2 separate regions of the Homo sapiens genome follow, and region 1 is linked to region 2. A link is a loop called in an ENCODE intact Hi-C map of the cell type or tissue named here. Cell type or tissue: dorsolateral prefrontal cortex. All regions are shown on one strand.

What was found. Peaks named below come from ENCODE experiments on the same cell type or tissue, not always from the same donor. Only the 100,000 strongest peaks of a DNase experiment are listed, where the experiment ranks them.
Region 1: it touches region 2 in a loop (3-fold over the local background); 3 of 110 quality-filtered maps call a loop at or near these places.

The regions. Positions count from the first base shown.
Region 1 is chr18:56,384,867-56,392,866 of GRCh38, reverse strand. No RefSeq gene overlaps it. Among named protein-coding and RNA genes, the nearest start is that of LINC03069, 200 kb to the right of the region's middle. In dorsolateral prefrontal cortex, a CTCF peak has its summit at 3,484; a DNase peak (open chromatin) is centred at 3,449; H3K27ac peaks cover 1,045 bases.
Region 2 is chr18:56,040,746-56,048,745 of GRCh38, reverse strand. The region is part of intron 6 of LINC03069 (long intergenic non-protein coding RNA 3069); the gene reads left to right. LINC01905 (long intergenic non-protein coding RNA 1905) reads right to left here and starts at 6,468. Exons shown (of 3, transcript NR_146511.1): 1 at 6,402-6,468. In dorsolateral prefrontal cortex, no CTCF peak of the experiment used is centred here; a DNase peak (open chromatin) is centred at 4,915; H3K4me3 peaks cover 653 bases; H3K27ac peaks cover 3,906 bases.

The DNA of each region.
Region 1 (8,000 bases), 340 kb before region 2:
CCAAGGTAATGTTCTCTGGAAAAATTATACAGTGAGTTTTTTTTTGTGCAATCAGTTAAGGACAGATTCATATGTTTTGGCAATCAATCAACCAAAGGATAGAACTGGTACTCTCTTAAGAAAATTATGAAGTGTAACTAGGATATATGCTTAATAAATGACTTCAACTATCTCTCCATAGAGAGATTTCCACACTGTCTATTATACTGCTAACATTTAAAAAATTTCTGTATTTATAGTCTATAGGTTTAGCTGTTTTTTCATCCTTCTAACTGAAGGATTATTATTATTATTTTTGTGGTTGTTGTCTTGGTATGCAGTTGAAAAGTGTCGTGTAACAAAAATATTTATGGCATGAGCATTTTGATATCTTTTTAAAACCTGTGCAATGAATTGGCTTCATAGCCTGGCATTTTCAGGGAATGTGTGAGCAAGCAGCCTCATTATTGATAAATATTTTAAAACACGTGATATTTACCCAGAAGGTCCCAATGGCTCAATGTGCCTCCTGCAGAAATGGCATGTAATAAAAAACTCCAGAATGAAATTTCAGAGGAAAAAAGGATACTGCACTTAAACAAAAATTCAATAAAAGAAATGTTAGAAAGTCCCCAAAGCATTCCAACCAAGTTATGGATTAATTGCTTGGCACGTTTCCTTTTTTAATTCCAAGCTGCCTTTTTGTTAGCTGAGTAAACAAAGCATCTAGAATAAGAACTTCAGCCAATGATGACAGCCCATTAACATCATGACTGATAATAATGATAATTCCCAAAGGCTTTGACAAGGTCCACACATCAGCAATATTTGACCAGCAGGGACTGAGTTGAGAAAGAAGGAAAAAAGACTCTTGTTATCCCTGCTGATAAAAAAAAAAAAAAAAAAGTGAATTCAGTGGGCAGAATAAGGGCCTGTCTTATGCCTGGACTCCCATACTGTTGATTCAGGGCTGCTTGTGAAGGGGGCTTAGGGAAAGAGCTTGCAATCCGTCCTGTGAAGTATAGGAAAGGGCAGAGAAATTCTTAAATCCCAAATCCAGAAGTCTTTCTAAGGCTGTTATAACAGTAGGTTTTAGGGCTGGAAAGCAATTGATTGCTGTATCACAAAATTGGGAGTTAATACATTTGTTCACACCTCAAGGAAAATGTTTTCATTAGAGATTATTTTATTTACATAATGTAGATTCTATCTCCTCCTTTCCTCCCTGAATTCTCTCTGAGTTCCAAAAGAGCAAGGGCCCTGTCTTGCATATTGTTTGCAGAAGGTGTATAGTGAATATTAAACAATATGCAGCCACAAACAAGGGGCATTCAGATTAGGTTTGTTTAAAAAAACCAACAGCGACCGTACAGCACTTCTCCTCTACCCCCACCCTCCAAATAACTGTGAAAATAAATCAAAACTTAAATTTTGGTTCTAAACTTTTGGCAATGCCCTATTGTGTACATTATCATTCTTTCTACTCTCTGACTTTTCACGAAGATACCATGATGGAGAGATGCATTAAGGAAGAATTCTCCTAATGCATTGGGAAACCATCTCTTGAGAGGAATAGTGTAAGATAACCAACCCAGAATCTCTTCCACCTTCAAATTCTTGGCATTGTACTCATATAGTTTAAAGTAAAAACTTTGCCTATATATACCAAAGAGGAACACCGTTTACGCCTACATTTCATGAGTGAGATTGCTGCTTGCGTCTGTGAATGCCTGAAACTGATGGCGAATATGGATGCTCATTATTTTTTATCCTCTCTGGTTATTGCATTTTTACTGAAATACTGAGTTATCTCCACCCATCCTATTTTAACCTAGGCCAAAAAGGAGTGCTCAAAAAAAATTATTGGTTTTTATAATCTGAAAGGGACAGTAGAAATCAGTTAGTTCAACCCTTTAATTTGACAAATGAGAAAACTGAGTTCTAAAGGGGCTTTGTATCTGATCCAAGAGCATGCAGTACTGAGATGCAGAGCTTAAACAACCACATCTTTATTACGGAGCACATTAAAGCAGTTAAGAATGAAAAGAAAAGATCCATCTTTTGGAAAACACAACTGTCTGTGTATACTGGGATTATGGCCAGATACTTTGTAAGCTGTTTTCGACCTAAGGTTTAGGTTTAGGATTAGCCACTGGTGACTGCTGGAAAAATCTTGTCAAAGACTTTTATAATAATATGTAGTTCTATTTTCTGGATTTAAGAGAAATTTGATGCATCTTTTTCTTCCGCAAATATTTGTTGAGCAACTATTCTGGGTAAGACATCATGCTAGGTGGGATGAGGATATGCAACAATGCAAACATCATGGCCATTGCCAGGGACTTAAAGTCTGGCAAGGGAAATAACAAAGTGAGACAAGTACATAACACAAATCAGAATGGGATTTTGGCCTCTTAGTGGCATAAAGCACAATGGGAAGTTTGGAAGAGGAAAAAGTAGCTTTAATTGGGAAATGAGAGAAACATTTCTTAGCAGATGTGGTCTTTGGCTGGCACTGAATGAGGATGAAGGATTTGACAGATGGTATTGAGGAAAATCCTTCTAGGAGGAGGAAAATCAAGGAGCAAAGACATAAAAAGCATAGGATGCTTTGGGGAAATCGCAAACTTAGTGATTTGATTAACGCAGTGGAGAATGGGAAGAATTTTGGTGGATATGAGATAGGCATGGGACTAGAAAGTGGGGGCCTTCAACCACAAAAAACTAAAACCCAAATTTGATGTGTTGCTTTTTATTGCATTACATTTTAAAAATCTCCGGGAAGCAAAGTGGGTTGAATAGATATAAACCCTTTCCTTCTAAAGAATCCCAAGGAGTTTAATAATCCATTGAATTTAGATGTCCTTTTGTCTATCTCTAGAATGAATTAATCACTTAACCAGTGTATGACTAGGAGGCTGCAGAATCAAGCAGGGTTATCCATCAGCAGAATACAGTTTACATCAAGCAGTTCAGGTAACTGGTATATATCAGGAGATGCTGGGACCCCCAGATCGTGTCTCACATGACACAGGAATCAACTTCTCAATCACCTAATGAGAGGCTGGGGATAGGAGAGGAGACGATTGTCTTGAGTTTCAGTGTTCATATTTTTTCTCTCCTGTCAGTTCATTCATTATTCATTGAACAAAATTTAGCAAGCACTCTTAATGAGTCAAGCAATGTGCTAAGGACTGGAAAGCAATAATTTTAAAAAATGATGTGGTTCTTGACATTGTGCAGTTTGAAGTCTAGAAAGGAAGACTTGAAAGGTTTAAAAAGCCAAAATCATGCAGCCCTAAAATGTATAAATGCTGCGGCCATTGGCGGGTTCAGCGACATACAGAGTCCAGGCAGTTCTGAAAGAGTGTCTAGGCTGAGACTGGAAGAATGAGGAGCCAGCAGGAAGGCAGAAGTGGAAATAGTCTTTCACACAGCGAAGACTGAGGCAGGAGCACAGGGCATTTGGAGAAGGAGAAGAATTTCTGTTTGGCAGGAGTGTCGATGAGGCTGTAGAGGGTGGCAGAGGCCAGGCCTTGAAACTCTTTGTAAGCCACGTTAAGAAATTTGGACCAGAGACATCTTCTTTCTTCCCTTGTTTTCCTTTTTTTTAGTTTGGCTCTGTTTTGTTTCGTTGGACAGTAATTCCGGAAGTTTAAGTTCAAAGCTAGGAATACATATATAAGTAGTTGGAAGGAAAAGCTATGATAAGTACTGTAATTATTTTGAACTGTGTTGTCCCATTCAGTAGCTGCTAGCTACAAGTGACTCCTGAGCACTTGATGTGAGCCTGGTCCAAACTAAGAGGTGCTGTAAGTGACAAATGCAAACTGCATTTTGAAGCCATAGTACAGCAAAAAAGTCATAACTATCTCAATAATTTTCACACAGATTATATATTGAAATAACAATATTTTGAAAATGTTGGTTAGATAAAACATATCATTAAAATCCATTTTACTGGTTTCTTTTATTTTCCATTGTGGATATTGGAAAATTTAAAATGACATATATGGCTACTTCTGTTGGACGGTGCTGGGTCAAAATAATTCTGACGTTCTTTTTAAGAGTAAGGCAAGCAAGCACGTGTAATTAAGTACTTCACGGAAATGCCTTCCTGAGTGTTCACTAAGGAAATGAACACTGGCAACTAGTTTGACCACAGGCTTGAGCCTATTTAAGAATAATAACGTAACAATCTTCTAGGATCATTCTTATATTTGAATAACTTAATGGGAAAATTATGTGTAATACAAATATGTATTTATTGTCAGAAGATCTTTATTTGGCAATAATTTATTACAGCTAAAAATAATATAGTTAGTATTTTATAATTAAGATTTCAAGAAAGGTCATTCAGATCTCCTAATAAATCTAAATTAAAGAGGTTTGAGTTTATTTCCTGTGGCTTCATCCATTGGCTTCTCTTAATTCATTAAGCTGAGTACTAATGTTACAAAGATGAGGCCAAATAAACAGGCAAAATGCCTCCCAACTAAAACCTGTTAGGCAACATACTTCTAAAAATATCCTGATACAATTTAGGTTTAAGAAATGAGCACATTGGCTCATTAAAGGTGTGAGAGGTTGGGATCCTGGAATGGAGCAGAAGTTAATTATTATTACTATTATCATTATTGTTATTTTTATTATGGGCAATTTGTTTTAGCTGTAACTGTAGCACATTTTATAAGGCAAGCAGGTGTGCATGGCAACTGGACCACTCATTCCGGGGTGATGGCAGATGAAAACTGTCCATCCCGCTGTCCAGTCAAGTGCTCTGTGGGCTGACGGACCTCAACAGAAGAAGCTGAGGAGATGCTTGCAAACATAACCCCAGATTTATAGGAAACAGCTCATTAAGCTCGAAATCTCAAGTGCCCTTTTTAAAAAAGCAATGTTCACACTTAAACCAACTGTATTCTCCACTTTCCATGGAGGGGAATCTAGTAGAGAATGCATGATTGACCTATATACCAAGACAAACAGTCCGCCTTTCATTGCAATAACAAGAGACAGAGACAAGCATGCGTGTTTTAATATGGGGAACCTTATGTCTGTGCAGTGATTCATCCCATTGCCTGTTCTGCCCCTCCCTACTCTCTTTGCCCCTCATAGTTCCATAGAAGACTGCCATAGTCATTTATTCTAGGCCCAAACAGGACCTCCTTCCAATTCATTTTTAAGATTGGGCATCTTTAATTGAGTCATCATTATTTTATCTAAACATAGAAAGTAAAACCAGAAAATTTCCTAAGCTGCCATCATACAGAAGCTGTAGGAAATTGATTACAGAGAAGGCACAGAGGCTGTTGTATTAACTTTCCTACAAGAATGCCTGATTGTTTTAGGATTTCAGTATGGTAGATGGATTCCTTTGGTGAGTACAATTTTAATGCATGGAATAGGGCTTGTGATGGCCTATTCACTTATAAAATAAGGCATTTAGTAATGTAATAGTCTTAACATTTAAACCTCAGATGTATTTCCATGCACAAATGGTTAAGAACTCAAAAACAAGTAATTATCAATAGCATATGTATGCAATAAGAAAAGCATCAACTGAAAAAAGTTATATTTATGACATTGGCAAGAAAGATACATTAATTGACTGCAGAAAGAAGCCAACATAATATTTACTCTGCATTTTCAAAAGGATGTAAAGAAGATCCTAGAAACTTAAATGCACTTAACTTTATTTTGGGAAGAAAAGCCCAGGGGAACACTAATCAGAAGAGAACTGAAGAGAGTCTGTCTAGAGCCTTCTGATTTCATTTTAGATACCCAGATGGAACCAATAAGTGGATAGTCTCACAACTAATGCACAAGATAACAGTTTTGGGTGTGTTAAGAGAGCTGTGGTTTTCAAAGTGGTGGAGAGTTAATAAGAGACTTCTGAGTTTAAACTTTCTGTAATGCTGGACATGATCCTGCCTTTCCTCATATAAGGCTATTTTTAAAATGTTGGATTTTCTTTATAAAATTAATTCTCTTCTCTTCCTAACTCTGCTTACCAAAGTTGCAACCACATATTAAGGTTGAGCTCAAATCTATATATTTGAAGAGAATACAGATTTGATTCTCAACCCCAGCTTTACAGAAGGCCATCTTTCCTTTCCATAAATGCCACAGCCATTCTCTCTCTCTCTCTCTCTCTCTCTCTATCTCTCTCTCTATCTATCTATCTCTCTCTCTCATTTTTTATTCATTATATTTATGTGCTGGACTTATTTCCCTTACTAGATTGTAAACGTTTAAGTGTCAGGCTCTGTGTCTTATTTGTTTTGATCTTCTGCGCCCCCCTCGCTCACTCCCCATCCCAAAGTGCCAAGCAGAGGTTTTACACATGGAAGATGCTCAATAACTATTTGTTGAAAGAATCAATAAAAGGAGTGCTAAGCTTGCTGTGGAAAGGATAACGTATCAAAGATCTGGCTTCCTAATAATTTAATTCTGTGAGTCAGCTATAATAGGTCCTTGATATTATGACTGATGATCTTGTGTGATCACACTCCGAAGCCATCCATTTGATTCTCCGACCTTCCCTGCTGAAACCATGAACTCCCTCTACTAAAGTGCTAAATAGATGGAAGAAAAATACCTGAAATGCAGAAAAATTAACATAGTTTTGAGGAAGTTGAGATAGTTCTTGAGGTCATTGTGTCATTCTCTCAGGGTGGCACACACAAAAATGGAGAATACTTTACAGCCAAACAAAATTTAAAAATCATTAATAAGAAAATGCTATTTTAATGAACATGGTTTATGGGAGGAAGAGAGAGAAAAACCCTAGATTTTCTTTTCTTTCCTTTCTTTATTTGAGACAGAATCTTTCTCTCTCTTGCCCAGGCTGGAGTGCTGTGGTGTGATCCTGGCTTGCTGCAACCTCTGCCTCCTGGCTCAAGCGATCCTCCCACCTCAGCCTCTTGAGTAGCTGGAACTATAGGCACACACCATCACGCCTGGCTAATTAAAAAAAATTTTTTTTTGTAGAGATGAGATCTCACTATATTGCCCAGGCTGGTCTTGAACTCATAGGCTCAAGTGATTCTCCTGTTTTGGCCTCCCAAAGTGCTGGGATTACAGGCATGAGCCACTGTGCCTGGTCAAGATTTTATAATCTGAATCTTACTTTCCAGTTACCTTTATTTTGTGTGTATATGTTATGTCAAGTAACAATGAAGACATAAGACAAATACTCAGAAATTTCTACCTAAAATTATTTTTGTTTGTTGTATCTAGCTAGTAGCCAAAAGTGCTTAAAGAAAACCCTGAATTATCTTGATGATTTTCTCAGTTTTATGCTAATTACTATAATGAGAAACCTAATGACCTCATCGCTCCTCAAGGAGAAATTGTTTGGCACATCAATTTCTGGTGGAAGGATGTAGCACATACCATGGTTTTAAGAATATGTGGCTCCTAGCCCAGGTTACAAAGCTTGGAAACTATTATGGTAGAAGAGAGGCATCATCTTGCTATGACAAGGTCCTTCTGGCCATATTTTACATTTAACCTCAGTCTTGAAATAAGCATCAGATTTCCTTGGTGATTCTCCCAATCTATCTGTTCTCTGTATCTTGTTTGCCTCTGCCATGTCCTCTGAGGAGCTCTCCAACTTGGCTTCTCTTTCTCTTATTTCTTGCACTTCCCTTAACATCATGTGCTTCTCTGAGAATAATCCTTGTCTAAATCAGGTTAGCTGAACCGATCAGATTGTTTTCTCTTAGCTGGAGAATGATCCTTATTAGTCCAGTGGTAGAGGGAAGATGCATCTTTTAGGGACTGGGTCTTTCCCCAGAACCAGAATGTACCCTACGGTCACAGCCAGTCCCATGTCCAGATCCCATCTTCCTCTAGGGTGTGGTCTCCCATGTGGTCCTACCTCCTGAGCCACAGCACTCTCTGGGGCCCAGAGCTCAGGTCCTCCCATGTGCAATTTTGCAATATTACCAGCCTGTATCCTGCTTTTCAGCTGACTTTCTGGATCAGTGTCATTATTATTTTCACCAGAAAATTCC
Region 2 (8,000 bases):
ATTATGATTGCACATGGATATACCTTATTTTCTGCTCCCAACATGGCTCTGATAGTGGTAAGCACTCAGCCTTTATCTGCTAAATCTCTTTATTTCACTCTTATTTATGAATGATAGTGTGGTTGGGTATAAAAATATAGGTTTACAGTTATTTCCCCTACCCCTTTGAAGATATTATTCTGTTGTCTTCTGGTTTTTTCTGTCATTACTGAGAAGGTTACAGTTAGTGTGGTTGTTCTGTTACAGGTTGTCTTTTCTTTCTTTCTTCTTCCTCTTAAGATTTTATATTGGTCTCTGGTATTTCCATAAGATGTATCTGTGTGTTGTCTTATCTCACTTGGGCCTCCAAATCCTGACGTTTCATGTGTTTCATCAAATCTGGAGGATTTGGCCAGGTGCAGGGGCTCACATAATCCCAGCACTTCCGGAGGCTGAGGCGGGTGGATCACTTGAGGTCAGGAGTTTGAGACCAGCTTGGCCAACATGGTGAAACCCTGTTTCTACTAAAAATACAAAAAATAGCCAGGCATGGTGGTGGGTGCTGGTAATCGCAGCTACTCCAGGGGATGAGGCAGGAGGATCGCTTGAGCCTGGAAGGCACAGGTTACAGAGAGCCAAGATTGCAACACTGCACTCCAGCCTGGGCAACAGAGTAAGACACTGTCCACCCTGCCCCTGACCCCCACCCCATCAAACAAAAAAATCTGGAGAACTCTAGGTCTTATCTCTTCACATATTTCCTCCTCTTCTATTCTTTCCTTCAGGCACTCTCATTAAAACACTCTTTCTCCCCTCAATGTGTATTAACCACTTTTAAATATTTAATTGCTCTCTGCTACCCTTTAGGAAAATCTTTATTCAACTGTTTGAATGTTGAATATCTGGTTAAACTATCCATTGTGCTTTTCCCTTCCATGTTTATATTTTTCAATTTTAGAAATTTAATTGTTATTTTCAAAGCTTCCTATTTCTTACTCATATGTCTTATGCTTTTCTGACTTGTTAATTTTTTTCTTTAATCATTTTTAACATATTATTTTATAATATCCCTCTAATAATCTATTACTTGAAACTCTTTGGGTTCTAATCCTTTTGTTTATTTTTTGTATCGGATAACTGTCATTCATCATGGATTATGTCTTCCTGTGTTGCATAATCCTGGGTTGGGCACTCATTTTCAGCTCCTCCCCACCCCAGGATAACAGCAATGTCACACTTGTTTAGTACTTCTAATTTGGGTTGAGGATTCTCTTACTCTCCTTATTTCATTAAGGACTCAGCTGTATATTTAACATGTTTATAAATACTTTTCCTACCTTGCCTAGGTGAACTTGTTCAAATTATCCAATCCAAATTATTCCCAGAAGCACACATCACATCCTCAAGAATTAAAATGACAAGAACAAGAAGATATGACTACAACTAAATAAAATAAATAGAGAGAAAGAAAGAGGAACAAAAAAAAAGGAAGGAAGGGAGAAAAAGAGGGATGGAGGAGGGAGGAAGGGAGGGAAGGAGGTGGGGAAGGGAGGGAAAGAGGAAGGTGTTGTTGCTCCTTCCTGGAACTCTCTTCCTGGGCTTACTTCACCCCTCAGGTCTCAACTGAAACAGTACCTCCTCCAGAAAACCAATTAGTTCTTCTTACTGTTCCCATGACTCTTTGCTTCTCCTATGATAACTCTTACCATGCTTTATTGGAATTATTTGTTGCCTTTCTTTCTTTCCAGGTAAAATTAAAAGGATCAGAGCAGGATGATTCCTTCATTTATTAACAAATATTTATTGAGCCCTAAGGATACAGCAATACATAAAATACACAAAGCCACTGCTCTCCCAAAGCTTACATTCTAGACAGGGAAGACAGAAAATAAACAAATATACAGTGTGAATAATACATATAAGTGATGATAAATGCTCTGGAAAAAAAAGTGGTGAGAGGAAGGAGAACTATGTAAGGAAGAGGGCCTAAATGAGAAAAGGTGGGCCAGGAAGGCCTCTCAGTTCTGATGACTTGACTGGAAACCTGAGTGGGATAAGTGAGCAAGCCTTGGTTGTATCTTTGGAGAAGGACACAGACACCTTCAGTGAAGTATGCACTGGGTTTGGGAAGGAGGGAATGAGAGCAGAGTGGGCAGTTGGCTCAGAGACGGGGCCAGGCAGCATGACACAAGGACTTTCCAGCCTCTGGAAAGACTCTGGGATATTATTATGAGTGAGGTTTGATGCCACTGAAAGGTTTAAATGATCTTGCTTACATTTCAAAAGACTATCTCTGCCACTGCACTCCAGCCTGCACGACAGAGCAAACCTCTGTCTCAAAAGGAAAAAAAAAAGACTATCTCCGGTTGCTATGTTGTAACAAGAGTGGAAGCAGAGTGGCAAACTAGCAAGCTAATGCAATTGTTTAGGCAGATAAAACACTGTAGACTGGAATAGCAAGTGCAGAGGTGGTGAGAAGAAGGGGTTGCATCCTGGATTTACTTTGAGGGTAGAGTTGAATGGATCTGCTGACTGTATCACTCTATTTCATAACTTTTATAACCAAATCCTGCATAGAGGGTCTAGCTTTGTATTCGTGGAATAAATGAATGAGTGAATGAATGAATGCATGATTTACAGGCCCTCCTTCTTGATGATGTCATTTCCATTTGTGAAATGAAAATTATCAAACACTATGAAAACTACGCAGGTTTTGCTGCTACCACTAAAGTGGGTCTAATGTAAATAATATTAACCACATTTTGTAAGCAACAGATCCAGCATGTGTACTAGGTCTTCTTCCTGCCCCAAAGCTTTTATTTTAGACACAAATGTTGCACACATTTTTCAGCTTCTGCTAGGACTTAGAATTGCTCTATATCAGTTTCATGAATGACCCTCAAATAGGCCATCAATAAATTTATCTCAGCCACACATTTGATCTGAAATCCAAATCCATTTTCAAGAAAAATGTAACTGGCCAAATAGACAAGACTTTGATTTCAAAATGAACGCTGGACAGGTCATATTTTTCTGTCAATTTATTTCAAGACAATGTTCAAAGGAGTTGACTGATAAAATTCACTACTCAGTGAAAGATACCAAGACACATCTTAGGTATTGTTTACCTCTTGAAACAATATGGTGACTATTGAAATCTTACTGTGGGCATACCTACCATCACTTTTAACAGATTTCAATGAAATTTAAAAGTGACAGAGATAAATGTCTTAAATGAATCTGTAAATTCATTGATAATTTTCTAATCAATCCTACTTTTATTAGATTGTCCTTTGAAAATTTAATTAAAATTATAATTAATTTCATTTATGAACTGCAATAATGTCTTCTAATTATGTGATTATAACAAGTGAAGTCTGCTGTTCATAGAAGTAATGGTTAAAATGTCTAAAATTACCAAGTATACATTTTAAATTACCAAGTATATATTTTCCAGGTTATATGTGCTATGGAGAAAAGATAATTACCAAGTATATATGATCTTTTCTCTATAGTACATACAACCTGGAAAATTGCCCTTGTGATTAGTACTCTTTATGCTTCCTGTCATGCATTAACAGAATCTAGAGCGCTGATACTATAACAAGTGTACAAGTATATAAACTGTGCCAAGGGAAGTGGGTGCCAAACATGTCCAGCTTTCATGGTGGCAACTTCACAGAAGACACAAGGTAGTTAAACAACATCTATTGCAAGGAAAGCTTCAAAAATCACAACATCTTGGGTTGGAAAGAACTTGAAAGATGGTCTCTTTCCAGCCCTACATCCCTCTTAGACTTTATTTGATTTGGAATTGCAGTTCCTTTGCAGCACTAATCTTGATAACACATTTCAATTCCAGCAGTCTGCCAGGCTCTGCACTGGGGTGATTCTAGAGAACGGTAGGCAGGCATCCTGCCCTTGACGATCCCAGAATCTACCAGAGCCTCTGCAAGTTTTCCACAGGTTGCCTGAATTTGGCAGTTTGCTTCCCCACAGAAATCAAACAGGAGCTATGAGACTTTCTCACTTAAAACACACACACACACACACACACACACACACACACACACACACATTAAGGATAGGGTCCAGGTTTTCTGCTGCACTCACTCTAGGTTGGAGAGCTAGAGAAGAGGCTGATGAGACCATCTCTAGCATACATTTATGGAACTGTCCTTTGGAATAAGCCACATGAAAGCAAATTAGTCTTCTGTTCAATCCTTGAGACAAACAGAGTGGCCTCTGCCAGTGTACACTTTCTTCCCTGTGTAAAACATTTTACTTTGGCACTACAAGCACAGCCTGGTTCTGAGGCTTGTCCTCTTTCTCCCCTCCCTCCAGTCACTCATCACTTCAATGATGTTGCCCATGATTTCACAGTGGTTAATTTTCTACCGAGAGAGGATGCCCTAAACCAATCTTTCATTAGTGACAGTAATCACTACATCAGTCTCTTATTAATGACAATAATAGCTAACATTTATTCCATGTAAATCATAGCATAATACTATGTCATTGAATTTCACGATACCCCATGAGGTAGGTGGCATTGATATGCCCTCTCTATAGATGATGGAATAGAGATTCAGAGAAGTTAAGAGACTTGCTTATGGTCCTATTGCCAGTCAGCCCTGGAGCCAGAATTCAAGTCAGGTGTCTGATTCCTAAACCAGGCATTTGACCCCTAACGAAATTGCTTTGGTTGTAGCAGGAGGATGGGAATGGCTGGAATGGGACCACAACCACCTGGCCTCACACCTGGCCCAAGTTCTTGGAATTCCAAGACACCCCTCAAAGCACAGGCTTATGTCAACAAGAGTTTTCTAGAGGAGCTGAGGTTATCTGGGAATCTGGCTGCCAGTGTTCGTTCTCTGATCTGCTACACCATCCAACAACATAGACCCGACTTTCTTGCCAGCAGCCAGCCTCACAGGGCAGCCAAGACTAACAAGTGTAGGCACTGTGCAGGGTACAGGGCGCATGAATAGCACTATTCTTTGCTGGCCAACACTGGCCCCATTGTTTTAGGCAATGAATAGAGCTGTGTAGAAAAAAAAAAATTCACACACGAAGCAAAAGCAGCAAAATTTGTCTCTTTGTGATGGTTTCAAGACTGGGTGAAAAAGTCATTCTTCACCTGGTGCTGTTTTACATACTCTTTCACAAACAGAAAGCACTTTCTGGCAAGGGAAGAGCCTTTCTCTCAAAATTAAAAAGTTATAGGTCACAGTGCAGGTGGGAGAATTGGGAGTAGACCTCAAAGTTTAATGGCACTCATTCATTACAACATTGGGGAGATGGAAGTGATGAGGCATCATTTTGATTTAGTGGAATTAAGCTCTGTTCCCAACAATCATCTTGATCTATTTGGGACACACAGTTTTTGCCTGCATTTTTCACAGATAACAGAGGGAAAGTTAAGAACACACTATTAACTACAGTATATATTAGGGCTCCTATTCAAGGCAAATAATTGCCAGACTTTCTATTTCTTTTTGATAGTGCTAGACTCTTTTAGTCTCAGACCCATTTCTGGGGTTGTGTTGCTGGCTGCTGTAACTCACCACCAGGGAATCTCTCCCTATCTTTGTCCTGGCTGCACCATTAGATGAAGTCAGAATCTCACAAAACCATTACACTCATTTAACTTCTGCATATGGAAAATGAATTCCTCTCTTAAGAGCAGGCATTAACACATAGCTCTGATACAAGCCCGTGTCCCACACACATTATCTCCTTTTCATCCTTACACCACTCATAAAACCACCATTGGTGGTAGACGTCCTGTGGTACAAATCATCTTGGATTGTTGACTGAATTATTATTTTGTGTATCTTGGTATCATAAAGTTCTATGAATTCAGTTTCTTCAAAATAGATCTCTTTATTTTTTTATTTAAATACAGAAACTTCCAGAGGCAGCTTAAAACATGGGAAGAGCATTATGGGCTTTAGATGCAATCTGATTTAAATTCTGGCTTATACAGTAGTTCTGTAGGATGACTCTATGGTCTATGTTGTCCTGGAAAGACCTTGCTGTATCTGTTATCCTGGTGTAATTGTTAATATTGCCGTCTTTCACTTTAAAATGTGTACAGTTTAAATGGTAGATGATAAGGTCATCCTATGGTTATGTCACCATGGGCAAGCAACTTAACTTCTGTTAAGTTGCTTTCTTCATTTATTAAATCAGGACAACACTGTCTATCTGTTAGGATCAGTATTAATGTTAAAGAGAATACACGGAACTCTCTGCATATTGTCTGAAGCATAGCAAGGACTCAATAAAGATGGCTATTATTAATATTTCCTCTGGAGGCACTGCCTTAGAACACTGTTTCCAGGTGCCTTCATCCATTTTGTGCTGTTAGAATACCACAGGCTGAGTAATTCATAATGAACAGGAATTTATTGGCTCACCATTCTGGAGGATGAGAAGTTCAATATCAAGTTGCTGGCATCTGGCAAGGGCCTTCTTGCTGCATCATCCCATGAAAGAAGGGCAAAAAGAGAATGAGGGAGAGAAAGAGGCAAAAGGAGGCTGAACTCATCCTTTTGTAAGGAACCTACTCCTGCAATAACAAGCCCACTTCCACGATAATAGCATTGATCTATTCATGAGGGAAGAACCACCATGGCCTAATCACTTCTTAAAGGTCCTTCCTCTTAATACTGTGACAATGGCAATTAAATTTTAACGTGTGTTAGGGAGAGGACAAACATTTAAACTATTGCACCAACTGTTTGAGAAATCATGGACTATTGAAACAAAAAATAAAATAAAATAAAATCAATCAAAGGAATGTATTAAAGTCACCAGGGTTTTACCTTGCCTAGTAGAGACATTAGAGAAAAAGAATACCACTGATTACAAACACGTTTCCATGACAGAAAGTTTTTTTAAAAGCTGAAAATGTAGAAAACAAACTCTGAGACTAAAAGACAGCTAAGTTAACTGAAAGTATGTATCATCATTTTTTAAAACAGAGTATTATATTCTGAAGGAGATCAGAATATCTCACCCTCAAATATGCCACTTTGGCATAAGGATTATTGTGAGCTGAAGCCAATTAAGAATCAAGAAATGCAGGAAGAGTTTACTGTCCTCTCCTTTTCTGCCTAAAAAGCTGTACATAAATTTCCCTTTGAAGAAGGTTCTCTCTTACCCAAGAGAAAGAATAGCAGCTCTTAACATGAAAGACCAGAGTTAACATTAAGGTGAGTTTACATAAACAGATCTTACTAAAATCTTATCTTCCATTAGTTCCTCCCCATGTTTCCTAGTCACTTCTCCACAACTTAATGTCACTTGATGCTCACGCTCCTTTCCTTTGTTAAAATGGTGTATAAGCCCCCAAGTCTAATCACTTGTTTGCATTTTATCTTTTTGTATGTGAACTCTCATGGGTGTAAATATTAATACAAACTGTGTTCTTTTTCTCCTATTAACTTGTCTTTTGTAAGTTTAATTCACAGGCCTCCAGGTACTGAACTTAAGAAAGTAGAGAAAAAGGTTTTCCTTCTCCAAACTTTTATTTCTTTTAGCAGCAGGCTAGTGAATGTTCATAGGCTAGTAGTGGTCCAAAGTCAGACAGCTGGGAATCACTGCTCTAGAGGCATATAATCCAATCTGTCCTTTTCTGTCTGCTTCTTTTCTGACCCTGTCCTCCCCTTCTTCCTGCCATTTTATTCCCATCCTTCTCAAACATTACTTTTGTTTGTATCATTTGGCAACTTCATGATATTAAGCATTCTTCAAGTGCAGTGCTCAGTAGGCTATGGGTACTTTAAAAATATGTAGCGTATTTTTAACTTCATATCTTCCCAGAAAAACATTTTAATTTTAGCATCTTAGTTAAACCTGATGGTTACTCTAATTCACCTGTTTATTTTTCTGTAGGTTTTACACACTATTGGAGATCCAGTCAATATAGAAAAAAAGTAGATGATTCAATAAAAAAATAGAAGTTTTGCATTATGCCTATTAAGAGAGTAGCCACATACTTCAAGTGTTCATTT